Linked DNA regions of Homo sapiens: all the other regions are linked to region 5. Evidence: chromatin loops called from intact Hi-C (ENCODE). Cell type or tissue: IMR-90. All regions are shown on one strand.

Region 1 (5,000 bases), 63 kb before region 5:
ATAATTCAATGATTTCTTCTTCACCTACCGCCATCATTCACAGACAAGAAGCTCCAGGAGGACCATGGTGCATCTTCTTAAAGATTAATTTATTTGAAGGTAAATAATTCAAAGTCTACTAAAATTGATATAATATAGAGTAGGTTACAAAATTCACATTTGTTTTTAAACCTGGAAGCTCCAGAAATTTTAACATGAGCTACAACCATTTCAGGTGATGTTCCTCTATCTTCAGAGGATAAATACTTGCTCACAATTGCTGTTAGGAGTAATATGATTTAAAAAGGGATAATGAATGGATAAGATCCAAATTCCTTAACATGGTTTATAAAGTTTATTTTGATCTAGCCCTCCTTGTCTTCTCAGCTTCATAAGTGTCTTCTTAGGCCTCACCCAAGCACTAATCTGACTAACTCCTAGTTGTCATTACCTCTCAGGCATGGCTTCATCAGAAAATCTTCCTTCTTTCCCTCCTTTCCCAATCTGGTTTTAGACTTCCCTTCTCTACAATCCACCAGCATCCTGGGCCTACTTCTATCATAGCCCCTTCCACATTGCTTTGATGTTGTGGTTTTCTTATGTGATTCTTCCATTAGACTGTAAGCACCCTAAAGGTAGGTGTCATAGAGCTTTGAAAGTTCAGTGCCTAAGATAGTATAGCATACATGGTAGGTGTTCAGTGAAGCTTATGATTAGTTGAATAATCACCCTCCACAGAGCACAACACAGGTGTTCAATAGATGTTTAATTTAACAATTGATAATCAGAAAATAGACATTTCTCATTAACTCTTTCCCTTTCCTTTTGAGCATTCATAATGTTCCACCACTAATTCTTAAAACCCAAGTTCCCACCCTCTAATCACAAACTCCTGTTGCGAGGGGGGATTGCTGAAGGGAGTCTGATAGGACACAGATCAGTGCATCTGCAAATTGATCCTTCTCAGTACCAAGTGGGCTTCTTTGTCATCTGACAACCTTTTAAATTGTCCTTTTCCCTCAGTGGATATTTCAAATATTCACCACTGTCATTGATTCCATTAACATTTCAGTATGAAGTTCACTCTCTAATTCATAGTTTATCCTCAACTTTTGCCCTCCATTTAAAACACTGACAGATTCATCTTTATCTTGTGTGTTCTTCTGTTTTCTTTTTCTTTTATGGGGAAAGTTATCCTCTTCTCTTCAAGAGCTTGCCCTCCAGGCTCTAGGTGCCAATAATCACCTGACAGCAAATTCCACGAATGCTTCGCCTTGTGTATTGTAAGTGGCCATCTGTTGCATTTGACATCATTACTGATCTTTTTGTAAGTGGAAGTCCCCTTGGTTTGAGTGATAGATTATCTTACTCTTCAACTTCTTTGTCCTTTGTGCACTGTTTTCTAGAGTTCCATCCTTTACTGTTCTTTCATTACCCATATTCTCTCAATAGAGAGAATTAGATCCTTCTACTCTGAAGGATTTAATTGCAAGTGATATACTAATATTGGCCAGATTTGTATACTCTGCCATACAGCTCCTAGACATCTCAACCTAGAAGCTTTATGGAGATTTCAAACTCAAAAATCAATAGCTTATCATCTTTATCTCATCTTTCTTCTTCTAATACCCTTAAAGTTCTCTTTGTCTTCTGTTTCCTCTCTGGGTAAATTGGCAGCATCATCAAGTTGCCCAAGTCAGAAACCTGGGAACCATCTCACAACATCCCTTTTTAATGTTGATGAAGAGCTCTTGACAATTCTTCCTCCTAATCTAATCTCAGTTTTTCCCACCCTCTTTAATCCAGCTGTCAATGCTCCTGCCTGGTCCTCACCAGCTCTCACATGCTGTGTTACAGCAGACCCTAATTGTCCCCCTTTCAGGCCTCACCTCTCCCAACCCACAGTTTTTACGGCTGCCAGTGTTGGTTCTCTGAGTCAGCCCAGATATTGCTTCCTGTAGAAACTCTCGCAACACCATCCCCTGGGCAGATATAGCTGCTTTCTCCAGTATGAATCTGAGACCTGGTACAGCATAAAGTTCTCCTGTAATCTTTTACTCTGTTGCATTCTTTCATTTTCTGTTTCTTTCATTTTCTCTCTTCCACTTAATTGCAAGCTCTTTGATTACAGAAGTTGTATCTTTCTGAATTGCTTAATAAATATTTATTGAATGAAATGTTTATTGAGTGAATTCTTCCAATTCTTTGCCTTTTTCCACTTAATTTCACTGTTATTGTTTTTTATTTAGAGGTAGAAGAGTGTAGCATTTATAAGTTCAGGTTCTGCAGTGAGACTTTCTGAGTTCAAATCCCAGCTCCTCCTTAACTTTGCAAGCTCTCTCATTTTTCTGTGCCCAGTTTCCTGATCTAGAAACTGGAGATAATAATAGTAACATTTTCCAGGAAATTATGAGGACTAAGTGAATTAACATGTAAACATTTGAATTTCAGACTATTGCCTGACACACATTAAGCCCTTAGATGTTACTTTTATTATTGTCATATTTTTTCTTTTTTCATCTCTTCTTCTTTCCTTCCTTTTTCCCCATTCTTTTTGTTTGTTTGGCATTCAATTTTCTTCCTTCTTCTCCTATTACTCTCATATTTACTAACAGCTCATAATGTCCCAGCCACAGAGAAGGTCCTGCTATGAGGAGTCACACAAACAAATACCTCTGTAAGGTCATGTTGATGTGACATTTAGAGATGGAGTAAACAGTTGCATTGTGGCAGTGGTCATGCTCAGGAATTTGACTGCAACACAGCCCTCTATAGCATGGAATGCAGAATAATCTCACTCCAGGACCCCGTCCAAGGCAGGGTGGAGCATTTCTAGGATATTATTTGTGTTATGACTCCAGGCATGGGACTACTGCAGGCTTCATGGCTGTTTCTTTGTGGTCAATATCATCTGATGGATCCATTTCAGAACCTTGCTCTGAGCTGGTCTTTCCTGGTGGAGAAGGAGGGCTCCAGACTGGATTTGGGGAGCACATGATTTTAACCCTCAAAGGGAAATTTCTCTGGAAGTCTGACTGCTACTTCTTCCAATATTTTGAAAAGAATAAAAATGGAAAGACTATACCACCAGACTTTATGCAAATATGTGATTGTTTATGGCCAATGTTATATGGACACGTCAAAATGGTCTATCTGTGTGGGTGCATGAGTTCATTTTCAGTAATATGAACATCTAGAAAAGTTTAGGTGTGTGTGTTTGTGTGTCTGTTTGCTGTAGAAAGAAACCACAAGGGCAGTTCAAAAATATGCTTAGCCTTTTTTATAGAATTAATCTAACCCAAATTTAGAGGAGAAAGACTCAAAGATTAACCAACATGAAAATACTTAATTGGGCAAATTTGGGCAAAGGCTTTTGTTTTTATGTTTTTATGATTAGTTTTTGTCACAGGATAATAATTGGATTAGGTCATTAAGAAGCCCCGACACACTAAATTATGTAGCCTAGTGCCTTACACATAGTGGATACTTGGTAATTACTTGAGGGATGAATGAATAAGCAAGGAAATGGATTCCTCAGTTTAAATGATGTGTACCAAATTGCCTAGATAAGTTTTCTGGAGGAAGATACTTATGAATACATCAGCCAAGATAATTGGAATGAAAGTAAAAGGCTAGGATAAAAATATTTAAGGGGAAAAGTGAGTTGTGGCAACGAATTTAGAAATATAAATTCAGTTACTATTGGCCTAGTGACACTTGAAAGCCATTTGTAAGATTACTTTTTGTGGCAAATTAGTGGAGACAAAGAATAATTTACAAATGAAAACATGTTAGGAATGAAATGTAATTTTAAGCCTGAAATACTTGCTTGTCCTCCACAGCCACATCTGCCTCAAGATCAAGTCCTTCATAGCTAATGAAAACCAGAAAACAAGAGAAAAACTTAAAACTGAGATTTCTTTAACTATTGTTCACTGAGCATACATTTAGATAAGGCCTTGTGCTTAGTGCTTCAAAGACTTGAGAAATCCAGATCTTGATTTCAATAAATTTATTCTCTAAAGAAGAAAGAAATTGAGTAAACAAATTAATATTGACACAAGAAAGATTATAAGACAAGGAAGTTTTTGGTATTTTCTTGTTTTTGTTTTTGTTTTTTTAGTTATATCAGTAAGGATTCAACCAGAGAAACAACATCAGTAGGAGATACTAAGAGATTTATTGCAAGGAATTGACTTGTGCAATTCTTGGTGATGTCAAAGCAAGTCTGAAATCCACAGGACAAACCAAGAAAGGCAAGCTGAGAGTCCTGAGCATAATTTCAGGTTGCTATCTACAGGCAGAATTTCTTTTTCCTTAAGGAAGCCCCAGTTCTGATCCTAAGGCCTTTGACTGATTGATTCAGGCTCACACTGACTATCTGGGATAATCTCCCTGCATAACATCAACTGATTATTGACTTTAAGCACATCTACAAAATACCTTCATCGCAACAGCTAGATTGTGATTGAAGTTTGATTGAATAATGGGGACTATAGCCTAGCCAGGTTGCAAGGTAAAACTGACCACCACAGTCCACATCTTGCCAATTTTACATCCATACACATCTTCTGGAACCATACTTAATCTCCAAATAAAAATAATGGCAAAATCATACTTCCATCTAATATGATACAACTATCTTCCATGCCACCAAAACCACACTAACGCTTTCCTCAGAAGAGGATGCAAAGTCTTGGGTACTGTTCACTTTTCTCCTTGATATTCTATAATGTAAATATTGTGATATAAAGTTAACTATTATTAATACAGCCTATGTTAGATGAAAAGGGGATAAGAGAGGAAAGAACACAAAAATATTTGCTAAATATATATACAAACATTCATAATAAGAAAAAAATCTGTAACTATTATAGTCCTTATTTTTGCAGCTGATCATTAGCCATAATTGATATTTATAACTATGTTCTTCCACTATTCATTCTGTATTCCTTTTGCCTTCAACAAGCACCTCAACTGCTTATTTTTTATTACCTGCAGGGATGTCCCAGATCTTCATT
Region 2 (5,000 bases), 270 kb before region 5:
CCTCTGGTAGTATCAGTTACACTGAAAATCAGTTGTATTCTTTTGCTTTATTTCACTGGGCACCATCAAACTAACAAAAGAGGAGAGTAACAGAGTAGGAGAAGATGGAGGATGCAAGGGAATAGGACACCTGTGTCCTAACCTCCTCTCGGGTATATATCCCGGGTTGGGGAACTCTTTCCACAAGCCCGGAGAGAACTGGTAACAAGAGGGCGGGGCGAGTGCGAGTTTCGATCCAGATAGGGCCTCCAGGTGGAGCGCCTGGGATCTCAACGGCACCTGGCCCCCGGGCGGGCGGATTCAGCCCCCGGGGAGCAGGCGCGGGAGTGAGGAGCCCCGATTGATTCTGCATGGGATGGGCCACGGCTCAGGGGGCCAGAGGCGGCGCCAAGGCAGGGGGCGCGGATCCAGCACAGCTCCTTCCCGGCCCAAACCGAATAAAACTCCCAGCAGCCCACAGTGAGACCCAGTGGAAAAGGCGCCCTCTGCTGGAGAGGCGCAGACGGGCGGAGCTGGAAGAGACAAAACCCAAAACACCTGAACATTTATTTCAGCAACTAGAATACTTCAAGTAGGAGGCGGGGGAAGCCGTGCCTTGTCAAGTTAAAGCGGACAACTTGTTCCTTCTCAGCACACCTCACTCCCAACTACCCTGCAGGATGGAGGTGTATCAGGAAAAACAGTGCTCCGGATCCCTTACCTGAGATCTAAAGACGCCACATTTTCTTCACAAGTGTTCTTAAGTCAACTGGGAGGACAAAGATTGCGTGAGTGCTTGGCTTATATGGTTTCATTTCTGTTTTCCAGTTGTCATTGTAGGCATGATCAATCTCTGCAAAAACAAAAAGAATAGGTTTAGGAGTAAAATATCCCTGAAATTAAGATTTCTAACCGTTCCCCTTCTAAGTGTATTTTAAAAGGGCACAACCAATTTCTTGATGTTTTGGATTTATTATTATTATTATTATTATTATTATTATTATTATTAAAGACAGGGTCTCATTCTGTCGCCCATGCTGAAGTACAATGGTCCGATCATAGCTCACTGCAGGCTTGAACTCCTGGACTCAAGCGATCCTTCAGCCTCAGCCTCTCAAAATGCTGGGATTACAAGCGTTAACAATTTCTCCCGGCTGCATTTTATTATTCTAATTGCGCAGCTTTGTCTAGTAAAGGATGGAGGACTAAAGGGAATAGGACACCTGTGTTCTAACCGCCTCCTTTTGGGTAGAGATCCCGGGTCGGGGGCCTATTCCACCTGACGGAACAGAGAGGTGCGGCTGCGCGTTTCGGTCCGGAAGAGGCCTTATATCAATGGTAGTTCTCCCTGCCTTTATATACCTCTTCTGTTAAGTTTGATAGTGCCCAGTAAAATAAAGTAAGAGTACGACTGATTTTCGGTATAACTGATACTACTAGAGGAAAAGTCAGCAAGGGAACATTCTAGAGAAACTGGTCTGTGCAGAATAGCACAATTTTTAAAAAAGTGACAATAAGACAAGGATAATTTCCTACTTGATTTTAATGGTACATCTTTTCTTTATTATTAGGTAAAATGAGAATTAAAACATCGCATTTTGTCTGTCTTTAAAGAAAAGAAAGAACTAGGACTTATTCTAGTGCAGGTTTTTTTCTTTCTTTTTTTTTTTTTTTTGACGGAGTCTTGCTCTGTCGCCCAGGCTGGAGTACAGTGGTGCAATCTCGTCCCACTGCAACCTCCACCTCCCGGGTTCAAGCGATTCTCCTGTCTCAGCCTCCCGAGTGGCTGGGATTACAGGCATCCGCCACCACACCCACCTAACTTTTGTATTTTTAGTAGAGATGGGTTTCGCCATGTTAGCCAGGCTGGTCTAGAACTCCTGACCTCAGGTGACCCACCTGCCTTGGCCTCCTAAAGTGTTGGGATTACAGGCCTGAGCCACTGTACTCAGCCTTTAGTGCAGGTTTCTACATTAATCTTCCTCTCCTTTGTTCTCGTGAGCTGACTATCAAGACCAGATTAGGATATGTGGTTGTTTCCTAAGAGACTTAAGCTTGGGGGACATGTGTTTGTTTTGGGAGTATGTCAGTATGTCTGTGTGTGTGAGTATGGTGGGCAAGGGAAAGAAAGATGAGATCCTCCCTCTCAGTTTAAGGTAGTCTAGGTCTCAGGAAAGAAATGAGGTATGAGCTGCATAACATTTGGGTAATGAAGCAGGTCTTCGAAGAACCAGTAGGGCTTCGAAGAACCAGTAGGCCTCCAATGTCCCCATCCATGGCCATACACGTGGAATCAGTGAAATGGATGAGAGTAGGTTCCCGGTCAGGATCATGTACAGGGAGTTGAGAATTCACTTTTCTTTCTTTCAGAAGACCAATTTTAATTTTTCCACCCAACAGGGGTCAGCAACACACAGAAACTTGTCTTAACTAACTCTTTCCTCTTCTTTAAAATATTATCTATATATAGATAATTTCCCCTTCTTTAAAAATTATCTATAAAATTCTCTCTCTATATATATCAGTAATTTTTAAAGGGGAAGATATATACATAAAGATATATATGTTTAATATATAGATAATTATGTATATCTCTGTTTTATTTTATATATATGATAAAACAGAAAGAGAGAGACAGTGTGTGTTTACTCTTTTACCCAAGTACATATGCCTTTCTAGTGCTTTGCAGAGTACTTTGAATAAGAAGGTTCAGAGACATCTGAAAATTATCTGTGAACTTTTGCTATTCTGATTCTTTTAAGGTGGTATATTATAAAATTTTTAAAGGTACAAAATTACTTTAAAACAGCCAGTGGGTTAGTAGTTGGTAATGCTAGTAACTGATAGTAGATGACATGTAAGTGCTCACTATGCCACTATGCTGGACAACACAAGCAAATACCGCACATACATTATAGAACTTGATTCTCACCAGCCTGATAATATCAGCGTGTGTCAGGCTTTCTAGGTGGTATCCACTGCGCTAAACACCTCAGTATGCACTATTTGATTTATTTTTTCTTAACCTTACAAAAGAGGAACTACTATCAATTCCACCTTAAAAATGAGAACACTTTTGATTACCTCTGTAAAAAAGAAAAAAAAAAGGAAAAAATGAGAAAATCAAAGCTTAGGAAGGTTAAACAATTAGCTTAAAGTCACACTGGTAGTAAGTGGTGGCACTGGGATTTGAGCAGGCAGGCTAGTCTTCGCCACTCTTGTTATTATACATTCTACACTCTTACAGAGGAGTTAGTTGAGATTCTTTAGAGGTAAATCCAATCATGTTACTCTTATTCAGTATCCTTTAGTGAGTTCCCATTTCTATCAAAGTAAAATCCACACTCTTTATTATCATGTACAAGGCCCTCTGAGTTCTAGCTCCCTGTTACTCTGACATCAACTGCTGCTGCTTTCTTGTTCTCTGCCAGCCATAGCTGTCTCTTTGCCCAACAAGCCAGGCAACACTCTTCTGTCTCAGGGCTTTTGCACTTGCTGTTTCCTCTTTTGGGAATGCTTTTTTTTCTCAGCTATCTGCATGACCTCAGGCCTGGTGAAACATCGCATCAGGAAGTTAGGGACTGGTCTATTCCAAGTTGCTACCTTCCTTTCTACTCCTAATCTTGACACTCCCTATTCTTCTTCTCTCATTCCTTATATTTTTTCTTAAATGTCTATATTTTTAAATCCACCTATTTATTAACAGTTACTTTTCCTCTTTAAGATATAAACATCACAGAGGGCAGGTATTTTTGCTTCCCTGTTTAAATTGCAGCATCAGCATTTACAATAGAACGTGGCATAGTAACAGGCACTCAATAAGTATTTGAATGAATGACAAGAGCTTAGGAAACTCACCCAAGTTCACACAGTTAGCAATAGGTGAAGTGAACTTTGTTACAAATCCAGTATTGGATTTATCCACATATCAAATGCATAAACCATCTTCCTGGGCTCTTCTTAGAATTCCCTTGGTCTTTAATTATAATAGACTGAGTGAACATGAATAAACAAACCAAACAGGAAAAAGGCAGCATTTGTTACTGTCTCTTAAAGTGGGATACTTTAAAGTGAGATCAAATCAGAGGCCAGGTCAGCGAAAGGGGACACTGGTCTTTAACAGAAAGGGAGTTGACAAGTGATGAAGTCAGGAATGTGCTGATGTTTCTGGGCTGCGTGAAGGGGCAAAGTGTGGGAAGGTCCTGGATGAAGCTGGTGTTGGGTTAATTAATTAGGGTGGGATGCCTGTGCATTAAGGGGAGGAAGGAACCAAGGGGATTGATTTGGAGTAGACTGGAGTCTCAAGTAGCATTTACAAAGGATCCTGGAGGCACAGGAAGGATGGGAGAAGTGTTGGGTACAGCTCAATTTGGCGAGTGGCCAAAGAAACATGTCAGATATTAGTGAAAACAGGCCACAGCTGCTGCACTTTACAAGCTAAATGGCAGGCCTTTCCTTAGCCCTCCCCCACCCCAGCCCATCTTATGTCTTGTAATAGTTATTTTCTTCCTGAGACAGCCAGCCATAACTCAGTTCTCACTTGAGGGCACAGGAGAAGCAAAGGGATGCTGAGGCTTCATTGCCAAGGGAAGAGGGTTCAGAGCATGAATGAAAACTCAATTTCTCCTGAAGCTGAGAATTTAAATGTTAGTGTATTGAAGACCCACCTCTTTCATTCCCAGGATCATTTTTAAAAAATCACGGTTATTTCTCTTTAATCTCATGATATCTAAACTTGTCATTTCTAAGATTTCTAGAATACTTAAAAGTCTTTTAAAACTGTTTTCCTCTTCAAAATGTATTTGTACATTTTGTATATTTGTATATTTCTCCTTTCTAGAAAAAACATCCTAGATAGTTCAGAGTAAAATAAATGTGTGCATATCTATATATATATCTATATATATATGTATATATATATCTATATATATATCTATATATATATGTATATATATCTATATATATATCTATATATATATGTATATATATATCTATATATATATCTATATATATGTATATAT
Region 3 (5,000 bases), 140 kb before region 5:
TCATAGTACTTAGTACAAATATTTTGCAACAAATTTGCAATAGTATATGTGCAATAAATATGTAAATAAAAAGAAAATTTACAACTGGAAGTAACTTAGACATAATATGGTGTAATATGCAGAAGATTGAAACTGGACCCCTTTCTTACACCATATACAAAAATCAACTCAAGATGAATTAAATACTTAAATGTAAAACCCCCAATTATAAAAACCCTAGAAGATAACACAGGCAATATGTTTCTCAACATAAGAACGGGCAAAGGTTTCATGACAAATATGTCAAAAGCAATTGCAACAAAAGCAAAAATTGACAAGTGGGATCTAATTCAAGTAAAAAGCTTCTTCACAGCAAAAGAAACTATCAATAGAGTAAACAGACAACCTACAAAATGGAAGAAAATATTTGCAAACTGTGCATCCAACAAAGGTCTATTATCCAGCATCTATAAGAAACTTAAACAAATTTACAAGCAAAAAACAATCCCATTAAAAAGTAGGCAAAGGACATGAACAGACACTTTTCAAAAGAAAACATACATGTGACCACCAAGCCTATGAAAAAAGCTCAGTATCATTAGAGAAATGTAAATCAAAACCACAATGAGATACCATCTCACACCAATTCAGAATGACTGTTATTAAAAAATCAAAATATAACAGATTCTGGGGAGGTTGCAGAGAAAAGGCAATGCTTATACACTGTTGGTGGGAGTGTGAATTTGTTCAACCATTGTGGAAAGCAGTATGCCAATCCTCAAAGAGTTAAAAGCAGAACTATCACATGACCTAGCAATCCCATTACTGGGTATATACCCAGAGAAATATAAATCATTCTACCATAAAGACACATGCATGTGAATGTTCATTGAAGCACTATTCACAAAAGCAAAGACATGATGTCAACCTAAATGCCCATAAATGACAGACTGAATGAAGAAAATGTGGTACATATACACCATGGAATACTATGCAGTCATAATAAATAAGAAGATAATGTCTTTCTCAGGAACATGGATGGAGCTGGAGGCCATTATCATTAATAAACTAACACATGAACAGAAAACCAAATACATCTCACATATAAGTGGGAACTAAATGATAACTCATGAACACAAAGAGAGGAACAATAGACATTGGGGTCCACTTGAGGATGGAGGGTGGGAGGAGGGAGAGCATCAGAAAAAATAACTATTGAGTATTAAGCTTAGTACCTGGGTGCCAAAATATTCTGTACAACAAATCCCTGTGCAACAAGTTTACCTATATAACCAACCTGTACATGTACCCCGAACCTAAAATAAAAGTTAAAAAAAAGAAAAAAGAAAGAAATGATATGGTCTAATGACTTAACTCCTATGGATAACAAAACAGTTAGGCAACTTACCCAAGGTCCATAGTTAATGACACAGGCAGAACTAGGATTCAGGTTTCTTAGCTTAGGTTTAGGGCTTGTTATTGTCAGCTCTTCTATTTCTAGGAAGATGATTTTCATAGAAACTTTCAAGGATGAAATAAAACCTGTGTGTTATATCAGAATATTATATTAATAACTATATTATGTTAAAATATGTACATTTCACCTAATTAGAAATGAATATAGTGAACAGATACAGTGGTGGTGAATTAGGGAAAGTAGGATGATGTTGAAGATAATGAATGAGTCTGACTTATGTATAAAATATCATCAAAGATGAAGGCAATTACTATGAACCTTATAGAAAGGAAAAAAATACTAGTACAGAAATTTGAGAAAATCATTAATAAATAAATGATTAATAAATGAATTATATGCCTCCAATAAATATAGAATAATGAAGAAGAGGGAAGCATCTGAGAATAGACTTTCTGAATTTTATATTTACATTCTGAGATTTAAAGTAGAAGCTTGAGGATATGGTAAAATTTTGTTATAAACAAATATACCATATACTTAAGTCTACAGAATTTTGAATACTATATGCTACATATAATTGAGTTTTATTAATTCAAGTGATATTAAAGATGCACATTAATTTTATCAGGGGGTTGATTGAGTTAGTATAGGCTATTATTATAATAATTAAACTGAAGGAAAACAAGAGAGATATTCTAAACTTATAAATGTGGTAGGTCAATATGACACTTTGAGTTTCCAGTCTTCACAACATTTTCCTCAATGTTATGGTTTTAATCTTCATGTAAGCTCAGTGAATTAAGTGAGAATTTTCTAAGTATCTACATTTGACAAATAGGAAAACACATGTGTAGAATGACATTTTTGACTTATGCTTATATGATTGCAGATTTGTATACAAAACCAGGTTGCCTTATTTTGAGTTCGTTGTTAATTTTCTTGGTTCATCCCTGATTAGTGAGTCATCTTGAAGTAACGTCATTCAGATACTTTATTAAGCATTTTAACTCATAGACGGCTCAGCAATACAGAAACAATTTTAAGTATTACCAGCAGTAATAAACAGAATACGCCGAATTTGTTGCTGAGGAAACCCACAGTAGCTTTCAGAAATCACAGGAAACCACAGTCAAGATTTCAGCTGCCCACACCATCAGTGAGTGATTTGAAGGAAATTGCTCACACCACAACAGAACTGCACCATCTGTCAAAGCCACTTGCTAGAGGGGTAGTAATGGCTCTGCCTTCCCTCAGCCTTTCACACTCCATGTAAATGCCTCTTGTTCTCAGGCTCTGAACCAGAATCCTGCTGGCAAGGGATTCTGGAAGAAGTGCTCCTTGATTCCAGCTCCAGCATGGGATACAGGGGAACAGGCAAAGCATGCTTGTTGCCCCTGATAAAAATAACACATTGTCCTTCGACATACAGCTTATAAAATTTCTTAAGAACAAGCTATTTGTTTCTAAATTATTATATATTTGAGACCTAGATGTTTTCTATGGATAGTGTGTACTAAACATATGTTTATTGCTGCTGCTGATAAGAGCATTATGGTGGTTTTCTGTAACTTGCTTTAGTGTTATATTGTTTTTGAATGCACTCATAGAAAAATTGTCAAATCTACTGTATCCATACTTTAAAATAAGTCTTTTGTTAAATCATCAGCAATAACAATGAATTAGTAATAGTGGCAATAAAAGTAATATGCAAACACTTACTGAGTTTATAGACTATTTCCAGTGTGGTACTTAGGGTCCTTTACATCTCTTGTTCCAAATCTTACCACAATTCTGCTAGGGAGCTATTTCACATTCCACTTTATAGATGAAGAAGCAAATATCAAGAAATATTAAGTACTTTCCCAAGATCACACTTATTCAAACATAAGTCTGCCTGACTTCAAACATGCTTCTCCTACAACATTTGTTAATTTAGATTATGTGAACACAAGTAAATACAGCATATATATACATTACTGTAAATACATTACATCATTCAATTTTCAATTTGTTCCCATAGTAGAAAATCAGAAGAGAAATTACCTTTCTCTTCTTTTTAGTATTTTAAGTTAACTCTTTGTGAAAACAGTAACAGAAACTGTGACAGAATGTGAAATTGCATTTAATATAAATATGGTTCTCAAACTTTAAGCCCCATAAGGTCAATTACAAAACAGCTGTCTCCTAAAATGTTATTTTCCAGCAAAACAAAAAAATCCATAAAGGATCTTCTTTGTCTGTTTTCTGCTACTGCCACAGAATACCACAAATCAGGTAATTTATAAAGGAAAGAGATTTGGTTTAAGGTTCTACAGGCTGAGAAGTCCAAGATCGAGGATCTACATCTAGTGAGGGCCTTCTTGCTGCATCATAACATGGCAGAAGGGCAAGTGAGCACACAAGACAGACAGCAAATGGGGGATGAGCTTATCCTTTTATCAGGAGCCCACTCCCACAATCACAGTCTTAATCCACTCATGAGGGCAGGGCTCTCATGACCTAATCGTCTCGTAAAGGCCCTCCTTAATATTGCTACAGTGAGAATTAAATTCCAGCATGAGTTTAGGAGGGGGCAAACATTCTAGCCATAGCAGTCTTCCTTTAGTGCTTTGTTTTGAAAAGCAGTGGCAATGAGAAACATCGAGAATACCCTTGCCTCGAGAGATTGGTGTCTCCTGTGTTTCATGTTTTTTCTCCTGCCATTCTACTTTTCCATTTTTTTTCTTTTCCAAAGCATGTTCATTTAGAGCCAGCTAGGGTCACCTGGCAAGCTGTCTGTGTAACAACTGCTTCCACCACTGTCACTACAGGCCTTCTGGATGTTCATTTCATTCCAATTCTCTGACTAAGTTGTATCAACAATCTCCATATTATTCTGAGAAAATTGCAGTAGGTGCAGCTAAACTCCACCCAGTTAAAGTATGGTATAAAAAATCTTATGAGACCACTGTTGTATATGTGGTCTGTCATGAACGGAAATGTTATGTGGCATGTGACTGTACTAGAATTTATTTTGTGGAGGAAATGAAAAATAACAGTAATGTATAAAACAATAGTTCTCAAACTCTTTGATCTCAGGACTCTTTTAAACATTTTTATAATACTGAGGATTCCAAAGACCTTTTGTTTATTTGTGTGATATTGATCAATATTTACTGTATCAGACAAAAGCGTAAATGCACACAATCCCACAAAATTTTGCATTCCACTTCAAAGGGCCCCTTGATTCCCTTTGTGGTGCATCCACAGATTATAGATCAAAAAACTAATATATTGGAATTTGAGCTTAGAATACACGTCTGATTTTGCCAGAACAATTTGGATTGGTTCTAAAAAACAAAAAACTTCACAATTTTGGTTTTCTATTGCTGAGCTAAAATATTCTATAGTATAAATCATGCTGCTGGGCTAGATGGCCTTTAAAATCCCTCCAAACCTAGGATTATATTGCATTATGATTCATCCTTATTGGCTAGTTAGACTGTTCTGATTTCACTGCTCTATTGCACCACCGTTACTTCACTCAAGTCATATCCAACTGGCCTCAAGTTTATTCCCCAGAAACTGTAGTCATAAATTTATCTTCCAATTTCCTTTGCTTAAT
Region 4 (5,000 bases), 530 kb before region 5:
ATGATCTGTTTCTAATGGTTGGACTAGCTTAAGCCAGTTTAAATCCAGGGAAAAGGCTTGTTTTGGAAATGTATCTACACAGTGTCTGAGAAAATCTATGCTACTTATTTGTATTGATGAAGCACTTTCTTTTTCCTTTCCTTTCTCAGTAGTTTATAATAAGAATTTTCTTAACTTTTGAAAATGAATGGATAACCAGGGTCACCAGGCAATCGAAGAAAACACATTCAATTCAGTAATTCTTTTGGCATTACTATGAGGATTAAGTCAGATAATGTGTGTTAAATGCTTAGTATTTATCACTTAGCACGTATTCTATAAGTGATAATTATTACTTTAGATAATTAAATGTAAAATCTGAGAAAAAGTCAATAGAGCCCCTAAAGTTTCATTTTTTTCAATAATTCTCACACAAACTCAATAAATTTTAGAAAATTCCTCCTATCTGGTAGGCACTGGGAGTATAGTTGTGAAGAACTGGCAAAGACCCCACCTTGATGAAGTAGACATCTTAGGGCAGAGGCATACCACCAACAAATAAATCCATAATATCATGGAGTGACTGGTGCTCCAAATTAACATAGGGCTCAGCTGGTTCAGGGATGGAGTGTAATGGGATGGAGTGAGGAAGGGGATGGCTGCCTTTGTTAGCATGTTTCGGGGAGCCCTGGATGTAGAAGTCACATTTAAGCAGAGGTTCTGAGTGATATGAGGAAGCAAGTCATTGCAACATCTGGGAAGAGCGCTCCAGGTGGGTAAAACAGCAAGTGCGAATACTCTAAAGTGGGAATGTTCAGGCAGAGTTAGAAGTCTTGTGAGACTGGGCACAGTGTGGAAGAAGAAGGTCCAAGGAAATAAGGTCATTCCTGCCCGGTTTCTGTGCAGCCTGGAGGCCATTCTAAGGACTTTGGATGGAATCTGAAATATGAGATGGAGACATTGAGGAGTTAGAAGAGAGAAGGCTCATGATCTGGTTGACACTTATAAAAAGTGAATTAGAAGACATTTCAGTAGTCCTGGGAAAGAAGATGGCAGCTTGCCTAGGGTATTAGCGATGGTGGAGATGAAAAAGGTCAGACGAGGGCTGTATTTTGAATGCAGAGCTGTTGAGTTGTCTATGGACTGACTTTGAGACGTGAGACAAAAAGAGAAGCTAAAGATGGCTTCAACCTGAGTAATGCGATGAAAGGCCATGTGGTTTGCTAAGGATCATCCTTAGTGGGATGAGAGCACCAAGGAGCAGGCTGGGAGGACTTGAAGGCGTGTGATCGTTAAACACTAGTGTTAGATGTGTTGCAGCAGTTCTCTGTAATTAGTCTAAAAGCCCTCATGTAAGAAAAGTGACCATTCAGATTTAACAAGATTGGGATTCAGAAAAGGAGACAATGACTAGAAAATTGGATTCTAATAGAGTTAAGACAGAAACATCTGGTAACAGTTTCCTCACATCTCTGGCACTGGGGAATAGGGGTTATTAATTGAATTGCACTGTGTGTTCATTGTGATTTGTAGCATATGTATGTGACTGAGACACAGATATTAATATGGAAGAATTTCCTCCTCCTCATGACCTTCTGAGGACTTCAAGGGGCCTGCTTTACTCTTGGGCCTTTTTGGTATTGATTAGGGTAATTGATAAAGAGAAGATTTGGCAGCAGCTGAGAAAAGATAGGCAAATTTACACCGGAAAGGGCATGATCCTACAGAAAAAAATTGTAAAGTGAAGAAAGGGGAACAAGAGGCTGACGGGAGACAAGAAACAGTGTGGGAACGTCACAGTGAATTCCGGCTCAGGGACTATGTGATCCGGGAATGGCTCGGCCATTTGTCTTCTATAATAATATTCACATTCTAGAAGCTGTTTTTAGTAATTAAATGCTGCATTTTTAAAAGCATTATCCATTTTTTATTTGCTTATAGACATATGTTTCAAATCTTGGCACCATAATAAATTGGATTTGTAGAAACATGTGAACATTCAAGATAGAAATACTGCTTTAAAAAGGGTTATAACTTGAAATGACCCTCAATTAAACATATTTTAAGATCTTAAATAATTTCAAGAAGTAAAAATTAAAACTTTAGTAAAATTTCAGACTTTCCATTATGTTTTGCTATTGTAAGATTATGAAAACAAACAGATTAATATCTTAGAAATCAGAAGTGTTCCAAAATAACCAAGAAGCTTTCTTTCATGTCTACCTTAGGAAGAAATATTAATAATAATAACAACTAATATTCACTGAGCACATATTGTGTGCCAAGCACTGTCCTGAGTATGTCTATTTTATGGATGAGAAAGCAAAGGTACAGAGAGCTTATGAAGGTCACACAGGTAGGAAACAGCACAGCCATGCATATCCGTGCTCTTAGTCTCTGCAGCAAATTGTGAAATTCTTTCAGGAAGCCAATTTGAATAAAATTCATAAGAATTTTAGTTCTTAAAGAATTTTAGTTTCTCTTTTGCTTTAGTTAAAATCTCACTAGGTTAGTTAAATTCTGCTACTAAAATATTGTTACATTCAATGAACTTTTTATGCAAGGTAGTCAAACTAAAACAAAAGCTAAAACAAAGCCTCCGCTCTCCATCCATCACTTCATTTTATAAGCTATTATAGCAACTTCACCAGCAGATGGCAATGTTGGCTTGGAAAAGTCTGGTGAGCCCACTGCAAATGATTCAAGGGCCAGAATTTTCTGGCACTGGAGAAAAAAGGAGCTGCTTAAGGCTTTTTGAAAGAAGATTTTTGTTTTTGTTTATATAATGATACTGTTGCTTTATTATTTTATGACTTCTCTCTAACCTTCAAGCATTAGCGTTAGACTTGTAGCGAAGGAAAATTCTAGAAACCTTAAAATCACAAGATTTCTGAAACAACACTTTGATTGGACTCATTTTATCAGAGACAAAAAATGTCTGCATGACAACAGACATTAAGTATGCTTACTTGCCTTTTTTTTTTTTTTCTTTCTTTTTTGAGACAGAATCTCGCTCTGATCCCCGCTGCCCCGCCACCCGGGTGGAGTGCAGTGGTGCGATCTGGGCTTACTGCAACCTCCGCCTCCTGGGTTCAAGCAATTCTCCTGCCTCAACCTCTTGAGTAGCTGGGATTACAGGTGTGCACCACCACACCCAGCTAATTTTTTATATTTTTGGTAGAGACAGGGTTTTGCCATGTTGGCCAGGCTGGTCTCGAACTCCTGACCTCAAATGATCCGCCCGCCTCGGCCTCCCAAAGTGCTGGGATTACCGGTGTGAGCCACCGCACCTGCCCTCTTACTTGTTTTTCAAAAATGAAGACAACATTTTAAATTGTAGTTACTTAAAAAGAGATGCAAAACATGTTTTCCCCAGGACTGAAGTACTATAAGATCATAAGATTTAAAAGCTAAAAGGTAATTATAATTTTAAGCTCATTAATTATATTGCAGTTTCACTGAAGTCGTATAAACACCATAAAATAAGATAAATAAGATCATTTAATAGAAAAAAAATCCCTTAAATCATTTGTCTTATGTAATGTAAATGTCGTTTGTAAATATTTACTTGCCTGATTTTCCCAAGGTATTTGATTTTCTCGCTCACTCTATGTTTTCCATAGTAGTAGCTAAAATCACTTTTGTAATGAACTAATGTCAGCAATGCCATAAATGCTGAATATTTCAGGGAGTCCTTATATTAAAATTAAAAGAAACTTCTCTAAGCAACTTTGTTGGGGCTCAAGTACTAATTTATATGGAATTACCTGCTGTTAGTGCCTGTCACGAGTTTTAAAATCATGAACAAGTTTAGACAGAGAATATCTCCTTCAACTTACTAATCTCTTATAAACTGATTATACTCATTTTGAGATTAATCATTCTGAGGTTTTCATTACTTGTATTGGTGCCGCAAAATGGTAAACTTGTACTGAGACTTATTAGTTCCAAACACAAATAATAAGAACCAGTAGACAATTTTCCAAAGTGGATGGCAGAAAGTTTGGCTCTGTGTGACTTAATTTGTTCATTTACTCATTCATTCCTAATTTATTTTTTTCAATAAACGCATACCAAGCACTAAGATATTAGGGCTATAGGGTTGATGAAAACTGTCAAAGTCCTGCCTTGAAGGAACTTACATTCTAAGAGGCTTATAATAAAAGCTCATGTTTATTAACTGTAAGACATACTTACTGTTATAGTGACATTATACTGACTACTGTAAGCAATACTCTTATTTAATCTTCATAATAAATGCATGAGTTTGGGGCTGGGTGTGGTGGCTCACGCCTGTAATCCCAGCACTTTGGGAGGCCGAGGCCAGCAGATCACCTGAGGCCAGGAGTTAGAGACCAGCCTGCGCAACATGGCAAAACCCTGTCTCTACTAAAAAATACAAAAATTACCCGGGCATGGTGGCATGTGCCTGTAGTCCCAGCTACTCAGGAGGCTGAGACAGGAGAATTGCTTGAACCCAGGAGGCAGAGGTTGCAGTGAGCTGAGATTGTACCACTGCACTCCAGCCTGGGAGATAGAGCGAGACTCCATCTCAAAACAAAAAAAAAAAAAAAAAAGAAAAAAAAGCATATGAGTTTGGTTCTAATTTACATCAAATGAATAAATATCAAGTAACTTGATATCTTATAGCATGATAGTTTTACCTTGGAAATGGGTGTAAAATTTATTTTTTGGTTGCCAAAAAATGCCATTTGGATAATAAGGGATTGTCTATGGTTTAGATGAAACTGATTTGATCCATCAAAAAGATTTACTGAACAATTACTATGTGTCTAGTACTCTGCTATAAATTAGGTAAGAAATGGAAAATTATTCCCTTCCTATAAGCCACATATATTCTAGTTACATAGCTGTATTCATTTTTATTCCATTATTTAAGATGGCAACCCGTGAGGAGTCTCTGACCCATCCTCTTCCTACTTCTTATTAAAATTCTTGGGAAAAGAGTATCCAACAGAGCCAGTTACACAGGAGGGTTGACAAGTGGCAGGCATGGGAGC
Region 5 (5,000 bases):
TTCTCATTTTATTGGTTATATAGTTTTACAGGATATTGATAAGCTAAAATTTAATTGTTGCCTTTCCAACTGTTAGGCATTTAAATTATGTTCAGAGAATATCAGAGAATAGTCACCTGCATACAACTATTTCCTTTCAATTTAAAATAATACCGAACAGCAAGCAATATGAGCACGGGGATGGTGTGTCACTTTACGCTGGTCATTGCATTTCCAGTCCCTAAATCGGTGAATTGGAGGTGCTCAGTTATTACTTCTGGATTTTCCGAATGAATGGAATCCTATATTTTGAACTATGCTGCAAAATTGTTTTACAAAATGACTTGCTTTAATATTTATTAAAACTAGCAATGTATGAATATACTAGTTTCATCATGTGCTCATTAAAACTATATATTTTATTGATTTAAAAATACTTCATTATTTTTATATTTTTCTTATATAGATTGTAATTTGCATTTCTTTGGTAATGAAGTTGAATATATTTTCATGGATGTTGTCTAATAATATTTGCTCTATTTCTAATTGTTGGTTCAGATGAGGGAAATAAGATTCTGGGATGTTGGATGATAATCAAGAAATATGCACTTAAATGAAATTAGTCAAGCATCAAATCTCTTTCTGATACATTAAAATATGATCTCTACCATGACACCTCAAGCATAGTTAATTTTTTAAGCAAGTGTTTTGATTAATTTAGCTCACAATGTGTATATATGCGAGACTCTCAAGTTAAAATATTTATGGCTTGTCCTCTGTAGAAATTATAAATACATTATTCTTAAATCCCAGATTTTCATAGATTTAATTTAGTTGAATTGTCAGTGATTTTGCTCATGTTAGTAATAACCAGTAATTGCTGACTATTTTAATTCAATAAATTATTTTCTAAAATTTTAAAATGTTTTAAAATTACTTAAAATGTTTTGAGACTTAAGAGGTTTTTATTTATAGGTTAGAATCCCTCCCACTACTTATATATTTTGAGTCAGTTGTATTTTGCAAGTCACAGAGTAATTTCTGAATATTAAATATATCTTCACAGAAAACACAAACAACTTTGGGTGCTGGGGAAGAAGAATTAGCTTCTTTTAGAAGGATTTTATGGACATTGGGGCTAATAACTTTCTGCAAGTAGGTTTAAAGAGGGCTAGAATTGCAAAAATGTATGGCAAATAACGCTTTAACGTCTACCCTAAAGTTAGTTTACTTCATCATTGCTGAGATATTGAGGAAAAATTATAGTTTCATTAATAAGTTGGATGTTGCTTCTAAGTGCTTAATTTCTAGTACTTTTTGACAAATGTATTTTATGTGAAGCATATTTAAATCTGGTGTACTAGAGTTAGGGCAATAAGGCCAGGTTTAGCTAGAGGGAGCGCTGAGATTGTCTCATCGAGGGGAGCTGGTTTTAAACACCTTCCTCAGGATGATGCATGCTCCGTGGCCCTCATATGACACACCCTGCTGGGGTGACTACAAAGAGCTGAGTCACCAAAGCTCCGATCCTCACTTCTCAGTGAAACTCCTGTCAGTTGCAGTCAGGAATGATGGAATACTATCTGTAATGTTAATATTTGAGACACTGATCATAGGTTTTCGAGGGGGTCATAATTTGTACAAATATACACATGCATACACACGTATGTATACTTGTTTTCATATGGCAATATACGTGTCTCCTGTTATTCTTTTCCTGAGAACTAATGTTTTTTCTAGATGTTTGTGACAACATCACACGTATCAAGTAGGTAGTGCCGAAAAGGAGCCTGTTCCCAGCCAGGAACCGGCCACAGTAACAAAGCGGGCTGCCGTTTTCGAAAGCTTTAAGCACCTAATCTCCAGAGTGTTGTGATTGTACTCCCCCTCTTGTTTAGGCTTGGAATCATCAGTATTCATGCAGTTCGCAGAAATTCTGTGTAAAATACAATATTAATATTAAAGTATAATACATTATACCACGGCTTCTCTACAAGGCATGCTGCTTCTACTTTATTTCGTGGAATAGTTCTTAGGTTAATTTGTCAGTTGAGATTTGAGACTCTGAAAAAGAAAGATGGGGTTTTAGAGAGAATCCGAACAGTTAAAATACATCGTCCTCTGGTGTCCTTCTGAGGTATTGCCAGTGGGAAGACTTTCAGAAACCTGAATAATGAAGGGAAGGAGGAAAGAAAAGGATTGATGGCGTTTTTTCCTTTAACTGAATAAATTTTAACAATAATTAGCTTATTTCTAGGGAAGGACCTGGTGAGGGGTTCTTATGAGGAATAAAGAAACGTCTTTATTCTTATCTCACTCCTTAGGTTTTTGTTGTTGTTTTGAGACGGAGTTTCGCTCTGTTGCCCAAGCTGGAGTGCCATGCGCGATCTCGGCTCACAGTAACCTCCGCTTCCCAGGTTTAAGCGATTCTCCTGCCTCAGTCTTCCCAGTAGCTGGGATTACAGGCGTGTGCCACCACGCCCAGCTAAATTTTTTTTTTTTTTTTTTTTTTGTATTTTTAGTAGAGACAGGGTTTCACCATGTTGGCCAGACTAATCTCGAACTCCTGGCCTCATGTGATCCGCATGCCTCTGTCTCCCAATGTGCTGGGATTACAGGTGTGAGCCACCGCTCCCAGCGTAGATTTTGTTGTTATGGTTCGTGTTACTGTTGTTTTTCCTCAGCCTTGAGCCAGTTATTTTCTGCTCAAAACGTTCGACCCTATATCTTTTGGCCTCAGAGAGCAGTAAGTGCAATCAGGGTGTAATCGAACAGATATCTGTGGTGCTCCTTCTATGTGTCATGTACTGTGTTAGGTACTAAAAGAAAGATGGAGGGGATACTTGGAATTTTCTCACTTGCTCTCAAGTCTTTTCTGACTATCCAGGTTTTGCTGATTATTTAATCAAACTTGTTTTTTTCACAGACAACACGAACCTGCAAGTAATCATCCGACCAACTTCCTCTACTGCTTGGGAATTGCAGGCAAGTTCAAATTCTTCCCCCAAATTTCTCAGACTCCTCGGAGTTGTCTCAAATCTACTTGAGAATCGTTCTGTATTTCCACGTAGCCCATCTCCAGAAGCTACTGAAACACATGCATCAAAAGTCACTGCAAGTGGGAAAAGGGTCCCTGAATTCCTTCTGCGCCCCGCGCTGCTACATAAAGGGTCGTGTTGAGCCCTCGGTGGCAGAGATTTCAATCTGTTGTTTTAAAACTTATTTTATTTTCTATTTGCTTAGAGACTTATAGATGAGTCAACTTTCCTCTGCAGAAACTGAATCCTTGGTAGGATGAGGCATTCACTTAAATGAGGATCAGAAACTGGAAGAGGGGGTGGGAAAAGTCTGGAATGTTGGGTACTGTTCAGAAAACGCTGGTTGGGGAGAATGAAGAATTATGTGAAGCAGAGAGCAAGGAAGCATCATGAGGGCTCTGGACATTGCAACAGGAATGAGAGGATGCAAAATGCAGGGAGAGTGGTCAGTGCTGGAAAAGGTGTAACTATGCCAAGTGTAAGCTCTGGGTGTGGCAGTGTCATGGGGTGGCATCTCCCTCCCTCTACCCCAAGGGTTAAGTGGCCAGCAGTATCCCCAGGCCTGGGCCTGGTATTAGGGCATAGTTGTAATGGACAAAGTAATAACCAGAGGCAGTGCCCTATGCAGCCTATTATTTAGCATTAAAGGATCCAGGACTCAGTTATTAAATCCAAATAGAGAAAACCAAAAGGGACTGGGATCTGAAGCAAAGTGAATCAGAGACTGAAAGAGCAGCTGCCCTAATAAATGCAAGTATGGAAGAAATTCACAGAGCCAAGTTTCCACACCCACCGTGTTTTATGTTTGTTTGTTTGTTGTTTGGTTTGGCATGCTCATGGCCTATGCCACTGTATAGGAAACTGACATCCTGCAAATGAAAATCATATCCCCAATTCAAGTTGGTTCAGAGCCCAAAGATCCCCAGAACACTGGGTTGAATGATGCAGTAAAGTATTTTGAAAATTAGTCTGCTTTTCTCCACCTGCACATCCTCTCCCTCTTTGTAGCTTGGAGACCCATACACAATTCCAGAATCCTACAATTATTATTTTAATTAATTTGAGATGAACTAGTTCACAATACATTCTCATTATGTTCTCTGAAATCACTTCTGTTTATGTCTCTACTATAGCCCTTGTTGGAGTTTTGTTAGTTGTTTTTGTATCTACTGTTTTCATTTGTTATTAGAGCCCCTTAAAAGCAGAGACCATGTCTTCTTATTTATTTTTGTATTATTAGTACTTAGCACAGGATGTGCCTGTGGTGTTTTTTAAAGGTGATTTATCAATATTTTGCTGAGTAAATGGATGAATTGATGAGTGATTGAGGTACATTGTAATAAATGAATTGTAGATAAACTGAGACCAGGTCAATTCATTTATATTCACTTACATGGCTAGCCTTTAAGTTTCTGTTTGAGATGGGCTGTCAGGAGCTTAAACAAATTAAAAATAAGAAGAAACAATACCCCAATTAGGAAAATGTTCCATAGTGTTTAGTTTAGTATACAAAATGGAATTAAAAAGAGGCACCCTGGAATATTATAACATGTAACTCAAGCTATAAGTTCATTTTGTCCATAAGTCTCAGGTGTGCTATATTTTGGAGGAAAATCTAGGTTTGGTGGTCAGCAGTGAGAATGATGACTGATTTCTGATGGTGGGTTATCTAGGTGGGTGAAGTAGAAAATCATAGATGCCACTTCATGGCTTTTTGGGAGAGCCATTTTTATCATTTTTATTTTAAAAATGATAATTACTCTAAAACTTTTAGACCTCAAGATATATTTCTGATTAGGCACAAGTAACAATTGTAATATAGTAAAACTCAAATTAAATACCTGTAGTTTTGTCTTTGCTTCTTTCTTCTCCCCTCCATCCCCCAGCAGAATTGAATATTTTTAGATTGTTTATCTGAGTGCTGGTGTCTGATCTTGGTAAACTTGTTGACTGTGCTTACTCTGTGGGTACAATTATTTGAAC

What was found. A loop is a pair of places that touch in the nucleus more often than their neighbours do. Peaks named below come from ENCODE experiments on the same cell type or tissue, not always from the same donor. Only the 100,000 strongest peaks of a DNase experiment are listed, where the experiment ranks them.
Region 1: it touches region 5 in a loop (6-fold over the local background); 3 of 110 quality-filtered maps call a loop at or near these places.
Region 2: a loop joins it to region 5, with 8 times the contacts of the local background. A loop is called at or near these places in 28 of 110 quality-filtered maps.
Region 3: it touches region 5 in a loop (5-fold over the local background); 6 of 110 quality-filtered maps call a loop at or near these places.
Region 4: a loop joins it to region 5, with 7 times the contacts of the local background. A loop is called at or near these places in 69 of 110 quality-filtered maps.

Annotation. Positions count from the first base shown.
Region 1 is chr6:133,629,359-133,634,358 of GRCh38, reverse strand. All of the region lies in intron 4 of TARID (TCF21 antisense RNA inducing promoter demethylation), which reads left to right. Among named protein-coding and RNA genes, the nearest start is that of EYA4-AS2, 180 kb to the right of the region's middle. In IMR-90, a CTCF peak has its summit at 2,734; DNase peaks (open chromatin) are centred at 1,938 and 2,708; H3K27ac peaks cover 2,382 bases.
Region 2 is chr6:133,833,425-133,838,424 of GRCh38, reverse strand. The region is part of intron 2 of TARID (TCF21 antisense RNA inducing promoter demethylation); the gene reads left to right. LINC01312 (long intergenic non-protein coding RNA 1312) reads right to left here. Exons shown (of 3, transcript NR_027030.1): 2 at 701-832. Among named protein-coding and RNA genes, the nearest start is that of LINC01312, 15 kb to the right of the region's middle. RefSeq lists a silencer at 411-460. In IMR-90, CTCF peaks have their summits at 486 (motif pointing left) and 2,380 (motif pointing right); no DNase peak of the experiment used is centred here; H3K27ac peaks cover 586 bases.
Region 3 is chr6:133,705,182-133,710,181 of GRCh38, reverse strand. All of the region lies in intron 4 of TARID (TCF21 antisense RNA inducing promoter demethylation), which reads left to right. Among named protein-coding and RNA genes, the nearest start is that of LINC01312, 110 kb to the left of the region's middle. RefSeq lists a silencer at 2,364-2,564. In IMR-90, no CTCF peak of the experiment used is centred here; DNase peaks (open chromatin) are centred at 2,511, 4,231 and 4,901; H3K27ac peaks cover 1,145 bases.
Region 4 is chr6:134,094,953-134,099,952 of GRCh38, reverse strand. All of the region lies in intron 2 of LOC124901404 (a long non-coding RNA gene), which reads right to left. Among named protein-coding and RNA genes, the nearest start is that of SLC2A12, 45 kb to the right of the region's middle. In IMR-90, a CTCF peak has its summit at 2,637 (motif pointing right); a DNase peak (open chromatin) is centred at 2,652; H3K27me3 peaks cover 576 bases.
Region 5 is chr6:133,566,154-133,571,153 of GRCh38, reverse strand. It overlaps TARID (TCF21 antisense RNA inducing promoter demethylation), which reads left to right. Exons shown (of 9, transcript NR_109982.1): 5 at 2,906-2,964. Among named protein-coding and RNA genes, the nearest start is that of EYA4-AS2, 110 kb to the right of the region's middle. In IMR-90, CTCF peaks have their summits at 1,384 and 2,103; DNase peaks (open chromatin) are centred at 1,443, 2,073 and 3,293; H3K4me3 peaks cover 695 bases; H3K27ac peaks cover 1,840 bases.